Linked DNA regions of Mus musculus: region 1 is linked to region 2. A link is a loop called in an ENCODE intact Hi-C map of the cell type or tissue named here. Cell type or tissue: heart. All regions are shown on one strand. Each heading gives the region's core, and the rest is flanking DNA. Links, peaks and the distances in the headings are about the cores only. Region 1 holds the start of Acad10 (acyl-Coenzyme A dehydrogenase family, member 10). Region 2 holds the start of Atxn2 (ataxin 2).

Evidence for each region. A loop is a pair of places that touch in the nucleus more often than their neighbours do. Peaks named below come from ENCODE experiments on the same cell type or tissue, not always from the same donor. Only the 100,000 strongest peaks of a DNase experiment are listed, where the experiment ranks them.
Region 1: a loop joins it to region 2, with 2.8 times the contacts of the local background. A loop is called at or near these places in 7 of 42 quality-filtered maps.

Annotation. Positions count from the first base shown.
Region 1 is chr5:121,656,058-121,665,997 of GRCm38, forward strand. Acad10 (acyl-Coenzyme A dehydrogenase family, member 10) reads right to left here and starts at 4,453. Exons shown (of 21, transcript NM_028037.4): 1 at 4,236-4,453; 2 at 1-156. The coding sequence starts at 143. It overlaps Brap (BRCA1 associated protein), which reads left to right and starts at 4,506. Exons shown (of 12, transcript NM_028227.3): 1 at 4,506-4,791; 2 at 5,943-6,104; 3 at 7,239-7,434; 4 at 9,042-9,231. The coding sequence starts at 4,710. In heart, for the core only: no CTCF peak of the experiment used is centred there; DNase peaks (open chromatin) are centred at 994 and 4,484; H3K4me3 peaks cover 2,208 bases; H3K27ac peaks cover 1,357 bases.
Region 2 is chr5:121,710,926-121,720,865 of GRCm38, forward strand. Atxn2 (ataxin 2) reads left to right here and starts at 684. Exons shown (of 25, transcript NM_009125.2): 1 at 684-1,351. The coding sequence starts at 711. In heart, for the core only: CTCF peaks have their summits at 2,594 and 4,016 (motif pointing left); DNase peaks (open chromatin) are centred at 866, 1,736, 1,886 and 2,526; H3K4me3 peaks cover 3,059 bases; H3K27ac peaks cover 2,143 bases.

The DNA.
Region 1 (9,940 bases), core at 820-8,819, 55 kb before region 2:
TCAAAAATGACTGCTCTGTAGCTTCGGCCTCCAGAATGTGTCCAGCGGAGGCCTCCCTGATGCCTGCCCAGGGGATGGTTCAGGGCCGTGGTCCTCCATGCCCAGTGCAGAGTGGAAGGCTGGAAAAGTCTTCTTACCAACATGGTGAGATGGAGGCTGTGTGGGGAGAAGGTTCAGGGCAGCCTGAGGCACGGCTTCTGTCCAGGGTTAGGGTTAGGTTAGGGTAGGGTATCCCTGAGCTGGGTGTCACCCACAGCTCCCGGCTGAGGTCCAACCAATGCTCAAGCCCCACCCACAGCTGGCTTCAATGACTGTTCACATGGGCCTTCACCCTCAACTGCTATCACCACTGAAAAGGGGGTTTGAGCCCTGACTTTCCTTGTCCCAACTCACCTGCCTCAGCCCTGTCTGTGCTCGCTCCTGAGACCCCAATCTCCTGCCTTCTTCTCTCACTGCAGATGTCTCTTCAGGACCCTGGTGGCTCCCTGCTCCTTCCTCCTTCCTCCCTCATCAGCCAGAGAAATCCTTCAAAGCCGCAGATGTGACCACATCTTAACCCCATTTTGTTTTCATGGTTAGCTTGTTTTTGTTTTGTTTTTGACACAGAGTTTATCCATGTAGCCCTGGCTGTCTTGGAACTCACCCCGTAGACCAGGCTGGTCTCAAACTCAGAGGTCAACCTGCCTCTGCCTTCCAAGTGCTAGGATTAAAGTCCTGCACCACCAGCCTGTCTTATCCCCATTTAAAACCTTCATTGGAAACAGTGTGTGATAGTCCAACTGCAGGAGATAGTAGCTGACCTGGAAAACTTAAAGAACCTGTGTGTTAGTAACCTTTTTCATTGCTGACCCACTCCCTGACAGAGTAGCACAAGGGAAGGATTTGTTCTGGGGCACAGTTTCAGAGAGCTTATTTCGTGGCTGTGCACGCAGCTCCATGCACTTGGCCAGAGCATCATGACAGAAACGAGGTTTGTACTTCAGGGCCAAGCAGGAAGCAGAGAGGGAACATAGGAAACGGCCAGGGCAGGACTCCAGGGCACACACTAGTGACTTGCTTCCTCTAGCTGGTCCGAACCTCTCAGGATGCAACAGCTCCCAACAAAGATATCTCAATACAAATCTGTTGTGGGATCGATCCACTGACTGGGTCCAGAGCCCTGAGAGGTAAACTGTCTCTGGACCCCATCACTAGAACACCAAGTGGTCCGGATTCCTAAATCTGGAGGCCCTCTTATTCAACTATCAGAAAGTAGGCTTTTTGGGGGGGGGCTTGCAGGGCCACACCTATAATCTCAGCACCAGGGAGACAGAGGCGGGGGCGGGGGGGGGGGTCTCAGTGTCTCTGAGCCAGCCTGGGCTACATGAGACCCTATCTCAGACACAGAAACAAAGTCTGAATAGACACAGAAACTGACTAGCAAACAAAACCAAGGCCTAAAACGGGAACTTTTCGTCTTTTTTCTCTTTTATTCTTGAGAAAAAAAAAATCTTGCTCTGTAGCCCAAGCTGTCTCAGGTGCTTGGGTCCAGGCAATCCTCCTGCCTTAGTCTCCTTACATAGCTGGCATGGGAGGGACATATGGACCGCTGTGCCCAGCTAACAAAAGATCAAATAGTAAACCATGAAAATCTCAAGATGTACCGATTCATCAAAATTTGGCTGCGTTTTGTACTTAAAACAAAACAAAACAAACCCCAAACTCCAGACTCATGAGCCTCTCTCAATTTTCGTCTTTCCATGCCGAGGCCAAAGTCTATGAAGGACAACACCCTGATGCGGAGGCAGAGGTTACAGGCTTATGCTGCCACTTCTGTGTTGTGTATCCCTGGGGAATCTGGCCTTTGTGCACACTAGGTAAGCACTCTCTGTCTGTCCCCCTTCTCTCCAGGCCTTGGCACCTGCTGTGCCACCAGACCAGAGCTGTTCCCCTGCTTCACCTGGCTGGTGAATTTCTACTCGCTGTTACACATCAGCCTTGCCCTCTTCTCTGTAGATTTTATTTCTTTTCCCCATTGCTGACTGTGGCAGTTTTGTGGTGGGCTCCCACCCCCAATGGCCCTTTTTCATAACTGTAGTGGAGTATTTAACCTCTACAAACACTAACTGTTCTCCTAACTGCTTCTATGGTAAGCCCCACAAGACAAGGATTGTGTTGTCTTTTAGACAGCCATCTCTTGGGGCTCGGTGCTAGAATCAGAACAGCACCTCAGGCTAGATGACCTGAAGGATGAGAAACTGGATAGATCAGAAAATAGCATGGAGTCCTGAGGATGCATGGCTGTATCCCTAGCACATGAGAGGCAGAGGCAGGGCAGCCTTGAATGTCCAAGCTAGCCCAGGCTAGCCAGCAAGAAAAGGGAGAGAGGGTGCAGGGAGGGAAGAGCCATGTTTGAGTGGCTGACATCCAGGAAGAGCTGTGACTCCTTGTCCCCTCCTGGTTAGCAATGCTAGTTTCCTGGGACTGGCATCTTCTATACCACAGAGCATCTTTGTTTTCTCCTTGTCAATCAGAATGAGGTTAGACTAATGTAGGCTTCCTGCCTCGATCATATTTCATAAACATCTACATGGTGTATAGTTTTATATTACAGACATGGTGTAGTAAAGACATAACAGATCTTGTGTTTGACTGGTTTCCAAGCGTGACTCTGCTATCCATTGACAGTGAGGTCCTATGTATGTTACCCTCTCTGAGCCACAGCTTCCTCCTCTGTAAAATGGGGATAATTTCAGTACCTATTGCAAAGGTGGGGGGGGGGGGTAACCATTGCCTAAGGTAAAGAATGTAGAGCTATCAAGTTAGTGTGTGTCACACTATTTAGGGTTACCTAACACGTGACTTGGGGGTGTGCCTCAGCAGAATGGCTTGTTCTTAGCACGATGAAGACTCTAGGTCAATCTCAGCACCATAAACTAGTGTCTGACACAGTCAGATGATCTACACTCTGTGGATGGCTTGTCCACTTTCATATATGCCCATTTTTCCCCATGAGGGGTATGATTTGGTGATATCTATGCTTTTTTTGGTGGTCACCACCAGGTGACAGTACCACTGAGGTCTATGGTTCACAGACACACATACACGCACCCCAAAAGGGTTATAGAAAGTGAAAGTTGAGCAGAAGTTGGGAAATCTTGGCATTAAAAGGCTTTAAGACATATTACATAGAAAATAGTATAAACACCTCTATATATTGTATGTTCCTGTTACAGGTACCATTTGTATCCATGGCCTCTCCCAGACCTCTTACACTATAGCATGTACACAATATTGTCCTTCCTGACATGTCATATTTTTTCTCCATATATGCACTAATCTTACCTGGCCTTTCTTCCTTTCTTTCTCCCTTTCTTTCTTTCTTTTCTCCTTCCTTTCTTTCTTTCCTTCTTTCTTTCTCTTATGTGTGTGTGTGTCCTGAACATTGTTTCGATTATATCGTGTGTATGTGTGTGTGTATTTTAGACACTGAACCCAGAGCCTATACCTAAAGCATTCTAACCCTTAAGTGCATTCCTCAGTGTGTGTGCTCACTATAGCACCTGCACAGAGGACAATCTTGAGTTAGTTCTATCCTGCCATCTTGTGAAGCACAAAGCCTTCAGCAGAAGCCTGGAAGTAACCCTGGCACTGATGAGGTGGAAAAGGCAGGAGGGTCAGAAGTTCAAGGACATCTGATTCCAATACGTAGAGAACATAGATTATCTTTTCTCCAATATATAGGGTTCTCAGTATCTTGGGCTACTCAAGACCTTGTCTCAGAACAACTCAAAACCTCAAAACAACTAAACAATGGCCAGACGGTGGTAGGGCAGGGCTGTATCCCACAACTCCAGAGGCTTAGGCAGGCAGATCTCTGAGTTCGAGGACAGCCTGGTCTACAGAGTGAGTTCTAGGACAGCTAGGCGTACTTGGAGCAACTCTGACTTGGAGAAGAAAACAACAAAAACAAACAAAAAATAAAACAAAACCAAACACATCCAAACCACAAAACCAAATTTAACCATGACCTATAGGCTTCCCAGCGTATCCCTGTCTCTTACACAGCGTTTTGTATCACACAACCGAGTGGTTATGCAATAACTAGCTCAGGATCGCACGAGTGCTGAAGCTTGTCCTGTCTGGGGCTGTTTTCTGTGTCCGCAAAAATAATCATCCCACGCAGCCCCGCAGTGCCCGGCTCTCAGTGGATTATCTGTGAAGTCATTGCGCTCCTAGCCAGCCCCTCGCCATACCTGCAGAAAGTTACAACCCTGAGGTCGAAGACCCAGGAAGCCTCAGAGTCTCTGCGGACCCATAGACTCTCGGTGAGCCCTGCGGGAAAACTAAGGAGGACAAACGTAGAGAGGGGTCAAACGCAAAATAGGAGCCAGGCGTCTTTGCGTGCTCTGCGCACGCTCCTCGGACCCTGTCCAGACGGTCAGCCAAGGGGGCAGAAGCAGCTGTCGAAAGCGCATGCGCGCCCGGGGCCTCGCCCCTTTCCGCGTGCGCGTGCGCGACCCGGCGGGTCAGAGACGGCGGCCGACAGGCGGAAGCGGAGGTTGTTGTGGCTCGGCAGGCTGCGCGCGACGGGGGCTGCCGCTGCTGAGGCGGCGGCCGCGGCTTCTGAGGCGGTGGCGGCGCTGCCGACCGCGGGCCGCTCGGCCTCTGGGCTCGGGCCGCAGCCTTCCGTCAGCCCACCGGGGCCCACGCCGAGCAGCGCCTGTCCTATGAGTGTGTCACTGGTGGTCATCCGACTGGAGCTCGCGGGTCACTCGCCGGTCCCCACCGACTTCGGCTTCAGCGCCGCCGGTGAGTCGGCGGCCTCGCGCCGGGCCGGAGGGTCGGCAGCCCTCGCTCCACCGGCCCCCGGACTTGCCGGGCGCCTCTGCTCGACGTCGCCCTCGCTGCGAGAAAGCGCGGCCCAGGGCGCGGGGGCGATGCTGTGCGCCTTTCCCAAGCTGGCAGTCAGACAGACCGGTGGGGAAAGGATTTGCCCAAAGTTAGGTGTGAGTGGCTGGAAACGCGAGTTTTAGCCCAGCCGGGGACCGAGAGGCTGACGTCTTCACCACCGGCCACAGACTTCCTTAGTGGGTCATGCAGCTTCGGCTCTTCCCGTGATCGTCACAACCTTACCTGATAGCATTGAGGATCCTGAAGTGAAGGCAGGAGGACAGGCAACCAGAAGCCAGGCAGGGTTGGGGGGGGGGGGCGGAAACCTGTCTCAAAAGACCGACGAGAAAAAGGTGTGTGTGGGAGGGCGATTGCTTGGTATCTGTCAAGAGTTTTGTCATGCCCTGAATCAGACTTGGTCTGATATGTGCCATACGGACTAAATGTCCCAAGTTGATGGAAAAGAGAAACGGACACTTAGTTTGGAGAGCTGGGCTGGCGCTCGTTCTCGGAAGGATGGCATCCTGGACACTCTGTGGGTCCATTCTTTGGAGCTGCAGTAGAAGAGTGTGTTGTGGTCTTTCTTGGTCTTTGAGACTCCAGTGACTTGATTTATTTCAAGGTTACAAGCGAAATTCCAGAGCTCAAAGTGACCCCTAGATCTGAAAGTCAGTTAAGTTGGCACTAGGCACAAACAGGTAACTTCATCCTGGCCCAGTCCTGGAGACATTTATGCAGTAAAGCCTAGGGGGAGAGTACCTACTGTGTGCTTAGATGTGTGGATCGGGTGCTGAGAACTCCTACTGTGTGCTTGGTTGTGTGGGTTGAGTGCCGTACTGGACAGGCCTGGTGCCTGCCTCAGAACTGATGTTAAGGAATTTCGGTCACATCTCCGGGTTTCTGAAATGCTGCTTATTCATTAATAAGTAGAGGGACAGAGGCAGACACTGGAAAAGAGCCTCATCCAGGGGGACACGCCATAGAGGAGCAGGAAAGCTATTGATTGATGTGCCAAGAAGTGAGAGGAATTTGTTCTGTCATTAGGTATTAATCTTTCATGTGTTCTCCAGCTGGAGAGATGTCTGATGAGGAGATCAAAAAGAAGACATTGGCTTCCGCTGTCGCCTGTCTAGAAGGGAAGTCAGCCGGGGAGAAAGCAGCCATCATCCACCAGCACCTTGGCCGTCGGGAAATGACGGATGTGATTATTGAGACCATGAAGGCCAGAGCAGGTATGCCCACAGGAAGCCTGGCCGCGCTCAAGTACTCTGAGCCCCTGGCTGGTTTTTGTTTTTTGGTTTTTGTTTGTTTGGTTTGGTTTGGTGTTTTTTGCGGTTGATGAGCAGCTGAGGCTGGGTACATTTGTTAATGAGTATGGCCTTGAAGTAATCTTGCTACGTTCACCTCCTGAGTGGTGGGATCATGTGTATGCATCCGTATGTCCAGTTTGCATCCTGCTGGGCACAGACCCAGGGCTTCATACATGTAAGGCTAGCGCTCTCCCAACTGAGGTATAGTTCCAGCATGCTTTTTCCCCCCAGCACTTGTGTTCTTTATGTGATTTGTGAAGCATATTTCATTGTCTTTTTTGAAAGGGTTATGTAAACCCTGGAGTTTGGAAACATACCCCAAGACCCTGTTTTAAGAGAGTAATACAGGAGAAACTAGATTGGTTGTCACAAAGTGGGCTCTTCCCTCTGGTGGGAATGCTTATAACTACTAACTCTGCTCCAGTGGAGCAGTTCCCGGGGAAGCCTGCTGCCCCGTCCCTGCCCTACCGGCCTACACAGCTGAGGAAGTGGATGCTTTCTGCATCTATAGCATAGGTGTGGTCACAACTGGAAGGTTCAGTTTTCAGAGAGCCCTGACTTGTCACCGAGGAGCCAGTGGTGAATGTTGCCTGCTTGTGTTGGGGTGCTGCTGGATGTGGGAGGAGCTTCTGTTGGGTTTTGAGAGTGTTAAGGGATTTATTATTATTATTAAATTTTATTTATTTACATTCCAAATATTGCCCTCCCACCCACACCCACACCCCCATTGTTAAGAGATTTTTTTACAAGGGTATGAGGAGATGTTTTTACGCAAAGAGAGCTGTACATGTTCTTGAGAGACTCCCAAACCGAACAGTTCAACAGTATGGTTTGTTGGGTTTTGTGACAGGGTCTCTTACATCTGCAGCTTTCCTGCTTCAGCCTCCTGGTGCTGGGATTACAGGCGTGAGCCATCATAACCAGCAGGGATGTGGTTCTTAATGCAATGTTGTAGTTTCTCTGTCACAATTTCCCTTGCACTTGAAATTCTAACTTTCTTAGGCTCCTTAGGCTTATTTCCAGCTGTTTGTGATCTGCTAATTTTCACTTTGTAAGATGAAGTGAGAGACACAGTGGAAGAAAAGAAGCCTTCAGCAGCCCCTGTCTCTGCACAGAGAAGTAGAGAACAGAGTGAGTCTGTGAACACAGCCCCAGAGTCTCCATCCAAACAGCTCCCAGACCAGATTTCCTTCTTCAGTGGCAACCCTTCTGTTGAAATAGTCCACGGCATTATGCACCTGTACAAGACAAAGTAAGCCCAGCTCGCTTCCTTCAGACTGCTCTGATTTTTGCTTTGAGTAGGGAGAAAACTCTGTGCCCGAAATGAGGTCAAAGGCTAAAGCTTTGACAACAAACATACTGCCCTTAGGTACTGTGGACTACAGAGTTCTGAGTGTTGTGCGTTTGACAGTGTAGATTGGGCCAAAGCTCTCCTTACTCAATAATAAACATGTAGATGCACGTCAGAAATGCTTGGGAAATAATCTATTAACCGTTAGGCATGGGTATTGATTGGGGTGGGGACTGAAAACAAAAGGAGTCAAAGCACCTTGTGCTTATGTCTGTACTAAACCGCAGGAGCCAGGTGATAGTAATTGACATGCCTGTTTTCGTGACTTCTTTATTTTGTTTTAGGGTTTTTGATGGTTTGTTTGTTTGTTTGTTTGTTTGAGACAAGGTCTGTAAAGGTGTGCACCATTAGGCCTGGCTTTTACAATTTTTTTCCCTCTGTTTAAAAAAGAAAAAGCAGCCAGGCGGGGTGGCGCACTCCTTTAATCCCAGCACTTGGGAGGCAGAGGCAGGCGAATTTCTGAGTTCGAGGCCAGCCTAGTCTACAGAGTGAGTTCCAGGACAGCCAGGGCTACACAGAGAAACCCTGTCTCGAAAAAGCTTTCTTCTGGAAGCCCAAGGAAAGGAGGCACTTAGACAGATAACCCACCAGCTGGGTCTTCAGCTCTCAATACAATAATTTGTTGATGTCTCAACAACTGTCTTTGCCCTAACTTGCCTGCCATGTCCCTCCAGGGAAGCTGGGAAGCAGCCAGTCCTCAGGTAGCCGTTTTGGATCCCAGCCATCACGTCTGTTTTCAGCATATCAAAAGCAAATTGCACTCTCCCTCCCTCAAAGCTGTTCAGACCAACAGTACTTTTTCTAATCTCAGTCCCATTGTCGGAGGTTAGAATTGTTGCATAGACTTGCGCTCACTCTTCTTCTGGAGCTCTTAAGACAAACGTCAAAGTTGCACTGTGCCTCAGTTAAACATGGGACTGGAGACATGGCTCAGAGGTTAAGAGCACTGGCTGCTCTTGCAGAGGACCTGGGTTCATTTTCCAGCACCCACAAGGTGGCTCACAACCATCTTTAACTCTAGTTTCAGGGGTCCATGCCTTTTCTTCTAAGCACCAGGCCTGCGTGTGGTGCACAGACATATGTGTAGGCACACTCATACCCATAAAAATAAATACCTTTTGAAAAGAATAAAACACTGAGTGTAGTAGTCTAAATTAATAACTGATTAAATCAAGATTAATAATTCTGGAGAGGTGCTGTGTGAGGTGAATACAAGCAAAATACATTGTGTGAAATTCTCAAGGAACTAATCCAATACCTTTTTTTAAGATTGAAAACTCTGGTGGGGGTAATGTAGAACATTTAGGGCTTGCCATAAAGTGCACTGCAGACACGTGGAAAAGGACCCAGGTACCCATAGTGTGTGTTTCAAGCAAATTCACCAGTTAAATATTTGAGTTGATTTGTAAAATACTAGCCATTTTATTTTTTACATTTTCTCAGACAAAAGAGTCATTTGGTTGTTGTTCTCCAGACTTTTCAAGACGGTCTCATTGTCTTCCTCTTAGTAAGATGACCTCCCTAAAAGAAGACGTTCGGCGCAGTGCCATGCTGTGTGTCCTCACCGTCCCTGCCACCATGACCAGTCATGACCTTATGAAGTTTGTTGCCCCATTCAATGATGTAATTGAACAAATGAAAATCATCAGGGACTCTACTCCGAATCAGTACATGGTACTGATCAAGTTCAGTGCGCAGGTAAAAGTTAAGATGCTAGACACCTCTCTGCTGCAGACGGCTAGAGAAACTGCGATGCCAGTTTTGTGGGTTTTATGCCTCAAATTCAGATATGGCTCCTAGGGTGTGGTTGGCGAGGTTGTAGCCCCAAGGCTATTAGAAATACAATTACGGGCTGGTGAGATGGCTCAGTGGGTAAGAGCACCCGACTGCTCTTCCGAAGGTCCGGAGTTCAAATCCCAGCAACCACATGGTGGCTCACAACTATCCGTAACGAAATCTGACTCCCTCTTCTGGAGTGTCTGAAGACAGCGACAGTGTACTTACATATAATAAATAAATACATAAAATCTTAAAAAAAAAAAGAAATACAATTACATTGGCCTTTTTTTTTTTAAAAGATGTGTGTGTGTGTGTATGTGTGTATATATGTATATGTGTGTGTGTGTGTGTGTGTATATATATATATATATGTATGTATGTATGTATGTATATGAATGAGCACACTGTGACTGTCTAAGACACACCTGAGAGGGCATCAGATCCCATTACAGATGGTTGTGAGTCACCATGTGGTTGATGGGAATTGAACTCAGGACCTCTGGAAGAGCAATCAGTGCTCTTAACTGCTGAGCCATCTCTCCAGTCCTTTTTTTTCTTTTCTTCTCTTTCCTTTCCCTTTCCTTTTCTTTTCTCTTCTCTTCTTTTCTTTTCTTTTCAATAAGGTCTC
Region 2 (9,940 bases), core at 817-8,816:
TAGTCTTCACCGAGGGAGACCCCATCACCCAGTTCTACTACCAATCAGGTCCATTTCCCTTCGGGTCCCCTGAAGGAGGAACTAAGAAGTCCGAGCGAGCTAGGGGGAAAAAAAAAAAGAGGGTTCAAATGAAGGTCAGAGACCCAACAGTTCGCCGGGGTGAATAAAGTGGGGCAAAGTGAAGCAGCTGGCGGTGGCTTCTGAGGCGGCAAGCTTCCCCACGCTGGCAGGGCAAGTCGGCACGCAGTGGCACCTGGGGGCCTACTGTGTGCCAGGCCCCGATTGCAGGTCCCCGCCCCGAAGGTGCCCGCAGGCCATCCTCTAAGTTGTGATTTGGTGGGGTGGGGGTGGGGTGAAATCAAGGTCCTCCAAGGGGGTCGAGGACACCCGAGCAGCTCACGGCGCCCGTCCCCGAAGCAGATCCCGAAGTTCAGACCCGCCTTGGCGAGGGCGGATCCCTCCTGGCCCCCTCCACGGCCCTAGTTCGACCCCGGGGAGAGCGAACGCGGCCCAGCGCTGCGCCCCGCTCCTCACGTGTCCCTGATCGGCCCCCCGGGCCGTCTCACGTTCGACTTCCGCCTGACCCTTCCGACTTCCGGTAAAGAGTCCCCCCCCCCACCCCCGACACCTCCCCCGCCCCGGGTCTGTTTCGCATCTCCGCGCCCTCCAGGCCCGCGTCAACCCCGTCCGCGTCCGCCAGCCCGGGTCCCATGCGTTCGTCCACCGCCGCCGCTCAGCGGCCCGCGGCGGGGGACCCCGAGCCGCGCCGCCCGGCGGGCTGGGCCGCGCGGCGCTCGCTCCCGCGGACGGCGCGGCGCGGCGGGCGGGGCGGCGCGGTGGCGTATCCCTCCGCCGGCCCTCCCCCGCGCGGCCCCGGCGCCCCTCCCCGCGGGCCGCGCTCGCCACCCTGCGCCTCAGACTGTTTTGGTAGCAACGGCCACGGCGCGTCCCGGCCCGGCTCCCGGCGGCTGCTCGGTGTCTGCGGGCCTCCCCGCCCCTTCGTCGTTGTCCTGCTGCCTCTGGCCCCCGCGGCCACGCCGGCCCGCGCCTGCCCGCCCGGCGTCCGCGCGTCCCCGCCGCGCTCCGGCGTCTCCTCCTCGGCGCGCCCGGCACCCGGCTGTCCCCGCCCGGCGTGCGAGCCGGTGTATGGGCCGCTCACCATGTCGCTGAAGCCGCAGCCGCAGCCGCCCGCGCCCGCCACTGGCCGCAAGCCCGGCGGCGGCCTGCTCTCGTCGCCCGGCGCCGCGCCGGCCTCGGCCGCGGTGACCTCGGCTTCCGTGGTGCCGGCCCCGGCCGCGCCGGTGGCGTCTTCCTCGGCGGCCGCGGGCGGCGGGCGTCCCGGCCTGGGCAGGTGGGTGTCAGCTCCCCCAGCCCCCTCCGCGCCGGGCCGATCCCGCGCCGCTCGTCCCCTCCCCCGCCTCGCGCCCCGTGACCGGCCGGCTTCGCGATGTGCCGGGGGGCCCGCGGAGGGGCGGGAGGCGCCGGCAGATTCCTTCGGGCTTCTCGGGCCGTGTCCAGCCTCCCGCACCATCGCGTCCCCTCCCCCCAGACGGCCAAGATGGACGGCCCTGGCGGCCCCCTGCCCCTCCCGGGTGTGCCAGGGGCGATTGGTATCCCGCCCCACCCCCTTGCTGCGCCCCCCCCCCCGATAGAAGGGCGGCTGAGCCTGGGTGCGGGTCGCAGGGGGTGGGGGGATCCTCTCCTGAAATGAGCCTCTTTGCCGGGTGGGGAGTCGGGAGGGAGGAGGGGAGATTGAGGCCCAGCCGCCCCAGGTAGGGTCAAGCCGGGTGTCCTGCATATCTATCCCCCGCCCCGCAGACCCTGGGAAGGTGGGCGACGGAGGCGAGGTGGGTGCCAGCGGCCTAACGCACCCATCCCCCTTTAGATCTGGGGCGGCGGGGTTCCCGCAGCGGGCCGTTCTTCCCCTCCCCCCCCCCAACTGGGGAAGGGGTGGGAGTGCCCGGCTCCCTCCAGGCCCGCCTCCCTCCTTCCCCGCAAGGTCCCCTGCGCGCGGGTGGTGGCCGATCCGCATTGCTGTTCCTCGTCCGCGGAGCAGAAGGCGCCTTTGAATAGAGGTGGGCGAGGGCCGGACTCTTGAGGTGGGTTGGCCGCGGGCTCTGGACACGCACCGCATTTTCCCTCCCAACCCCCCCCCCCCCCGGCCCAGTTCCTGCAATTTTTAGGGGTGAGGCGCCGCAACAGAGGAGTTGGTGCGGGTCCGAAGGCAACAACTCCCGAGTGTTGGCTTGCGCCCTGGTCCCCCTCTCCCCTTCCCTGGGCCCGATCTCGTTGGTAGGCTGGGGTGCTGTCCTGTGTGACTGGACTCTGGAGGGTGTGTGCGTGCGGGGGTGGGGAGTGGTGGGGGTGCTTGTCAGTTCGTATTTCACGAACTAAGAAAATGCTTAGTGTTAAAACGGAGAGGCAGATGCCAATAGACTCCATTCCATTGTGGCCGGTGTCCTTAACTTGGGAAACGCCGCCGCCAGAGCTTACCAAGGGCATGCAAGTCCTTTTCCCCTGTGCCCCTGTGTTACAGGCACTACTGTGCCTCCCTCTGGCCTAGGCCTGGCTGGCAGGGCCTGGAGCAGCCTCCTCCTTAAATAGACATCCAGGACTTAGGAGGTGGGCAAGGGGATTTTTCTTGTACGGAGTTTTCTTCTTAGCCGCATTGTCCTGCTGTCCGTTTCCAGAGAGTGTTCCTCTACAGCAGAAGTTAACCCCTAGGGTGAATCAGAGCCGAGGTTTTAGGGAATTCTTCTGGGAACAGTATGTTTTTTACTTTATTCCTCCACACTCCCAATTTTCCCTAACATGAGGCATTTCAAACCCTGCTTAGCTTGCCTCGTTCAAGTTAAACCATCATTTTATTTCCCCATCTCTGTGAAGTTAGGGTTTTGTAAGTTGTTTCTTTTCTGTCCTTGACTTTTAGTGAAAAACGAAAAGATACTTAAATGTAACTTTAAGGATGCATCCTGTTTTTCTTTGCTTTTTCATGTTTTCTCTTTAGTTATCAGAAAGTGACGTGTATGTCACTTTCACTCAAATACAAATTAAAGCTAAAGTTCCTAGGCTTCACCAGCTCTCTTTAGGCTTAAACATTAGATGGTAGCTGAGTTGACTCCACAGGGAGGTGAGCAGGGTGTGAGTGCCAGCAATCTTTTTCTGCAGTTGAGGTGCTGCAAAAGTGAAAGGCATTTCGAGTCTTCCTTGCTTCAAGTTCTTTCACTTGAAGCCTAGGTTTTTTTTTTTTTAAGAGTTTTCGTCCAATACTGGTACTCAGAATGTGTGAGTTTGTTCTGTACAGAGCCTTGGTTAATGTCATTCTCTCATTACTGTCTCTGTGGGTTCCTTGTAAATCCATTATAACTTGTAGAGTTTTGCTTTTGTGTGTGTGTGATTTAAAATAGGACTGGCTGCACTGAGGAAAGGAGGTGTAGCATTGGGGTTGGTGAGGTGCTTCAGGGGGTAAGGGCAATCAACTGGGATTCCCATACCACCAACCACCACCACCACCACCACCACCACCACCACCTCAGCAGGAAGCAACTGACTCCTGCTGCAAGCTGTCCTCTGACCTCTACACACCTGCCAGGGCATGTTCCCCTCCTCCACAGTAAATAAACTTAAAAAAGAAAAGGCGTCATGTTTGAGATAGCAAAATGTTCTTCCCAGCCTAGAAGCTCACTAAAGCAGTCTTTCACTTCTGGGCCTGCCCAGAGCCTGGAGCCTAACCCAGGGCCTTGCTTTTGCTACTCAGGCAGCCTGGGTCTGACTTGATTTTTGTGTGAATGGAATTTTGTGATTTTTGAGAAGAGTTTTTTCTTGTCAACACTCAAGAGGCCACTTTCTTAGAAAAGAACTGTGTGTGATCACTTTTTAAGAATCTTACGGGCTGGCGAGATGGCTCAGTGGTTAAGAGCGCCGACTGCTCTTTCGACAGTCCTGAGTTCAAATCCCAGCAACCACATGGTGGTTCACAACCATCTGTAACGAAATCTGATGCCCTCTTCTGGAGTATCTGAGGACAGCTACAGTGTACTTACATGTAATAAATAAATCTTAAAAAAAAAAAAAAGAATGTTACACAGTTGCACTGGAGATTCTACTTCTTACTCTTAACTTTGACCTTTTGTGAGGCTGTGCTCTTGTGGGATCGAGGCTTCCCCTTTAATCGGGAGGGTTTTTTTTTTTTTTTTTTTTTTTAAACAGTAGTGTACCTGCTAAACTAAGTTTCTCCCTGCCGGCTCGGACTTTGGTCTTGACGTTCCTGGTTTTGTGGAGGTGGTATGGTGAACTTTTTCATACTCGGAGCTTTTTGTTTCATCTTAATTTTTCCCTAGAGAAAGTGCCCAGGAGTGGTTTCACTAGGTCAAGGACTCTTAAGGTTTTATGGCTCTCACAAGCTGTGCCATGCTATTTCTCAGAAGACTCAGTGGGTTCTGGAGCCAAGAAGGCAGCTCTTTGGGGGATGGGCTCTGTGGACTTGTTGGATGCTCTTGGGGATGTTGCATTCAACAAGGCATGTGCTTTCATGGATACGTTTCCTGGTCGTTTCTACTTTTAAAGATTTATTTTTGTATGTATAAGTGCTTTGCCCGTTTGTATGGTATGTGTGCCCAGGGTCCACAGAGACCAGAAGAAGAGGGCCCTTTATTCCCTAGAACTGCAGTGACAGACTGCAGTGAACACCATGTGGTCCTCTGCAAGAGCAGCCAGCCTTTCTAACCCTGAGCCATTCATCCTGTCCCTCTTGATTATGTCTCTTTGAAGTTTTCCAGGATTGTTTTTTATGTGTATGGATGTTTTGTGTGCATGTTTGTAAGTGTCTTCATACTTTACTGATGCCCACAGAGACCAGGAGTGGGCTCTGGATCCCCTGGGATGGAGTTAGGGATAGTTGTGAGGCCACCATGTAGGTGCTAGGTTCCTCTGCAAGAGCAGCCATGCCGGGCTTGGTGCCACATGCCTTTCATCCCAGCCCAAGAGATGGGGCAAGTGAATCTTTGGAACTTGAGGCCAGCCTGGTCTATATAGGGAGTAGACTTACAACAAGTGCTCTTAACCTCTTCAGCCCTTGTATTTGAATTTTACATGAGCTTGCACTGAGACTGTGTATGAAGATGTTTGGGGGTCTGTAGTGTATAATGCCAGTGCAGATCCATGGTTTCTGAAGGAACTGTTCTAAAACTTTCTGGCTGTTAAAAAATTGTTAATCCTTTTTTATTTGTGTTATTAGCTGTTAGTTTATGATCACTTTTGAAAAAAAAAGTTAGCTTGTGGTGAAGCATGGTGGTAGGATTAACTGAAGGAGGTTGAGGCAGGAGGATCATGAGTTACAGGCCAGCCTGGGCTACACATGTACTGTTCAGAGGTGGTGTACACCTTTGATCCTAACACCGGGGAGGCAGACAGGCAGTCTGCTGCTGTACCGAGCAGCCAGGGCTACGCAGAGAAACCCTGTCTTGGAAAAACAAGTTTAATTTGTTTATGCATACCTCTTGTCTGTCTGGTGCCTGTGGAGGTCAGAAGAGGAGGCCAGATGCCCTAGAGCTGTAGTTATGGACGGTCATTGGGCCACTGTGTGGATGCTGGGAACTGAGCCCAGGTCCTCTGCAAGAGCGGCCAGTGCTCTTAACTGCTGAGCTACCTGTCCACAACCATGCCTTTATTTTTTGAGTTCAGATCTTTTGTATCCGATTGTTCTTGTCCTTGAAACTTTGGTGTGCCTGCCCAACCCCCTCCCAACTGTTGGGATTGTAAGTGTGCACCTGCCTACTTTATGCAGTGTTGGGGTGGTCATTCAGAGCTTGTCTGCATGCTAGGCACACGTTGTAGCTACATCCTCAGCTCCTAGTTAGTGACTGCACTGGGAGTCATCATGGGTTAATTCATATCCCTGCCTTCCTTTCCTCTTTATTGGGTTTAGTGGTTCGAGGGGCAGCATCTACTTTGTAGACCAGGCTGCTCAAAATTTTGTTTGCTTTCTTTGTTTTGAGACAAATTTGTAGCCTTGGGCTTAAAGGCTTGTATCTGTCACTCCTGGCTTATAGGCTTAGACATTTTTTTAAATTTACTTTTTAAAATTTATGTGTGTATATGTGAGCTTGTGTGGTTGTGTACCACATGTGTGCAGGAGCCCTGAGGAAAACCAGACCAGGGCACTGAGTTGGAGATGGAGGCAGTTGTGAGCTGCCATGTGGGTACTGTGGACTGAACCTGTGTCGTCTTCTGGGATAGGTAAGCATTTGTAAGGAAGGAGTCAGCTCTCAAGTGTGACTTGTAGCTTTTGTTTTTGTTTTTGTATTCTTTTTCAGACAGGGTCTCTTACACAATTGTGACAATCCTGAAAGTCACTGTGTAGTCCCGGCTGGTCTCCTAATTCAGAGAGATCTACCTGTCTCTGCCTTCTCAGGTGCACTCTCAAGCCTGGGTTAGTTTTGGATTTTTAGTTGTTGTTGTTGTTTTTGACAGGGTTTCTTTGTGTAATAGCCCTGCTGTCCTGGAACTTGCTTTGCAGTCTAGGCTGATCTCTAAGAGATAGACCTGAGTGCTGGGATTAGAGGCATGGGCCACCATTGCCTGGCTTGCCTGGAACTCCTTGAAGCATGCATCTTCTTGCCCCTGCCTCAGGCACCATGGCAGGCTCCCACACTTACTTTAAAAAAAAAAAATGTAGCCTAGGCTGGCTCACAAGCACATTTGGGATTTCAGGTGTGTACCACCATCCTCTACACTTCACACTTTAAACACCTTTTTTTTTTCTTTAAAATTACATTTGCAGGGCCTGGAGAAATGGTTTAGTGGTTAAGAGCACTGGCCACTCTTCCAGTGGACTGGGGTTAAGCTCCAAGCACCTACAAGACAGCTCGCAACTGTCTGTAACTCCTGTTCCAGGGATCTGACTCCCTTACACATGCAGGCAAGACACCAGCATACATAAAATACAAAATAAATTACATTTTGAGAGAGAGAGAGAGAATACATGAATGTGTGTGTGTGTGTTGGTAAATTTCACAGTTGTGTGATTGAAGATCCCAGGACAACTTGGAGGAGCTGGTTGTGGGCCAGCGAGATGGAATCCAGGTTACCTGCCAGATGCCAGACCGGGGGCAAATGCCTTTCTCTTTAAGCCTTCTTACCAACCCTCTCACTTTTTAAGAACTTTCTCTGCTTTAATCCCAGCATTTAGGAGGCAGAGGCAGGTGGATCTCTGAGTTCACGGCCAGCCTGGTCTACAGAGTTCCAGGACAGCCAGGGCTACACAGAGAAACCTCATCTTGGAAAAACAAAACAAAAAACCCCCCACCAAAACACAAAGAATGTTCTCTGATTTCTCAGTTTTGTTTTTTCAGTTTTTTTATGGCTTTAATCTCTAAAGTCATTGCATCTTAGAAATTGTTCATCTCACTTCCATTAAATGTCAGAGATATCTCCATAAGTTCATATCCCTCAAGTGCTTACAGCACCACACAGCATACATTGTTGAGTATCTGTCTGTAAGGCAGTGTTGAGTTCTTTCCATGTACTAATGACTAAACCAAAAATATTTCCTCTCCTGGAGTTTACATTCCTCTTTTGAGCCTTGAAGTTAGCGCCATGTGTGGCCCCGACTGTCCTGTGTCATCCCTGTCTTCTGGGGATTTCGGGTGTGGACACCACACCTATTTTGCCTTGACCGAGAGGCAGGCAGCCTTAGACAGTGCACCAGTGGCCTGGGATTAGAGGAAGCAGATTAAGGGCTGGAGAGTTTGAGGAAGTGATGGATGCAAATTTAAGTGGATTAGCGGAGCCTCCTTGAAGAGGTAACAGTGGAGGGTCAGGTCCTCCAGCCTTAAATCTTGGTTGCAGTTCATAAAGTTAAAACTGGCTCATTTTGTCATCTTTTGAAGTGATATTAATAGTTGTTTGATTATGCCAATCTGAAGTTAGCAGAAATTAATACTTAGATCATTACAGATAAACTACTAAAGTAAAGAGACATGTTTTTGCTGTTCTTTTGGATGTATATATTTTACTGGGTTTATCCAAATATGTGGAAATTAGTTACCTGTGTTTGAAAGAAACAATGTTGGGGCTGCTTTGAGTTCTGCATGCTAAAGTCTAGCAATAGAGACAGTTATGGGATCAGGCATGGTGGTCTTGCTTTGTCTAAATGTGAACTTGGGGTTTTTGTTTCTCTAATTAAACAGTTGCAGTTTTACACAGGGTTTGGGAACTTACCATCCTGATTAAGAGCCACATGATGCAGATTAAAGAACATCTCATTCTTTTTGTTCTAACCAGCTTCATCTGTATTGGAACTTCATTCTAGTATAGCGCTGGGTGCATGCACACGCACTGTCTTTAGAGACTTTTCCCTTGAATTGTAATGTTCTATTTTGGCTAGGTCGAAATTGCTTTTAGTATTATATAGTGTTGAGCGGGTACAAAAGTCTATTTTTATAGTTATTTGAAGTGATGGTGACAGCTTCAGTGGAGATGTAAATGGAATTTATTAGGCTAACCTGCTGCTGGAGTTTTTGAATTGGAAATGCATGGGGGAGGGATGTAGCTCAGTGGTAGAGGGTTTGCCTAGTATTCAAGAGGCCCTAGATTGAATACTACCTTCTGTCAAGAAAGAAAAACAAACAGCAACATTGATTTGAAGTTGCCTTGAAAAAAAATTAAAAATACATGGGTGAGTGAGTTTGAGGACAGCCTGGTGTACATAGTGAATTCCCAGCCAGCTAGGGCTGCATAGCTAGACCCTGTCTTGGAAAGGTGGGGTGGGGTGAGGGAATGAGCAGTGATAAGAGTGCTTGTGTGTTTGGAATGGGTGTTGGGGGGCCATCACTGTAAGGGGTGCAGTTGCCTGTTTTGGATTGTGACCCTGAGTGACAAGCCCCGTGCTACTCGCTTGCCTCTGCTTTCTTAGTTGTCAGACACAGAGTGTGCTTTCAGGAAACTGCCCATCGATGGGTAGGAAGCTTGGAGTTGTTGGTGAAGCCTAGAACAATAAGGACACTTTTGAATCCATACCTTAAAACTAGTGCCACATGATGGAAAATGTGATTATTTATTTAGGGACAAGGCCTTTGCCAAGGCTTGTCTAGAATCTGTGGTTCTCCTACTTTAGTTTCCTGACTATTGGGATATAGCAGGAGCCATCATACCTAAATGCTCTTAAGTGGGAAGAGAGCCTCATACTTTTGAATAGTGTGCTGCACTTCTTCATGAGGGGTGTGTGTGTATGTGTTTCTTGAAGCACACATTTAGTTCTATAGGTGCTTGTGCCAAAAGCTGCCTTCCTGTTTAAAACAATTGAGATCCTGTAGTTGTATATATGCTATGTCTGAGAAATGTTTGGAAAAATAGACATGTGAAATATGGTATATAATATATATATATATATATATATATATATATATGACACAGTCTGTGATAGAGATGAACACTGTCCTGGAGGCAGAACAAATTTATTTATGAGATAAGTAAGCTGAGTATTCACTTATTTATAGATGGGGTTGTTTTTTTGCCTTATAATTGGAACTTTTAGGTTACTTCCAGAAAAGCAAAATATTGACAGGCATGTTGGTGCAAGCTTTTAATTCTTGGATTCGAGAGACAGGCAAGTAGTCTCTTTATTTTGAGGCTAAGTTCTAGGCCAGGCAAAGCTACAAAATGAGAATCTCAAATAATAAAATCTCACTGGGAAGCAAAGTCAAATACTGAGAGTTTTTCTTTTCCTTTATTAAGATAACCAACATTACAGGTTCATATAGGATACAAACAGAGATATGGCACATAGGTTTTTTTTCTTCCCTCAAGGTAAGGTTTAGCCTTGGCTGTACTGGACCTAAAAATACTTTTAGGTTATTTTATGTATTTACAAGTGTTTTTACCTACATGTATATATGTGCACCGGGTGCATGCTTGTTGCCTTTGGAGGTCAGAAGAAGGC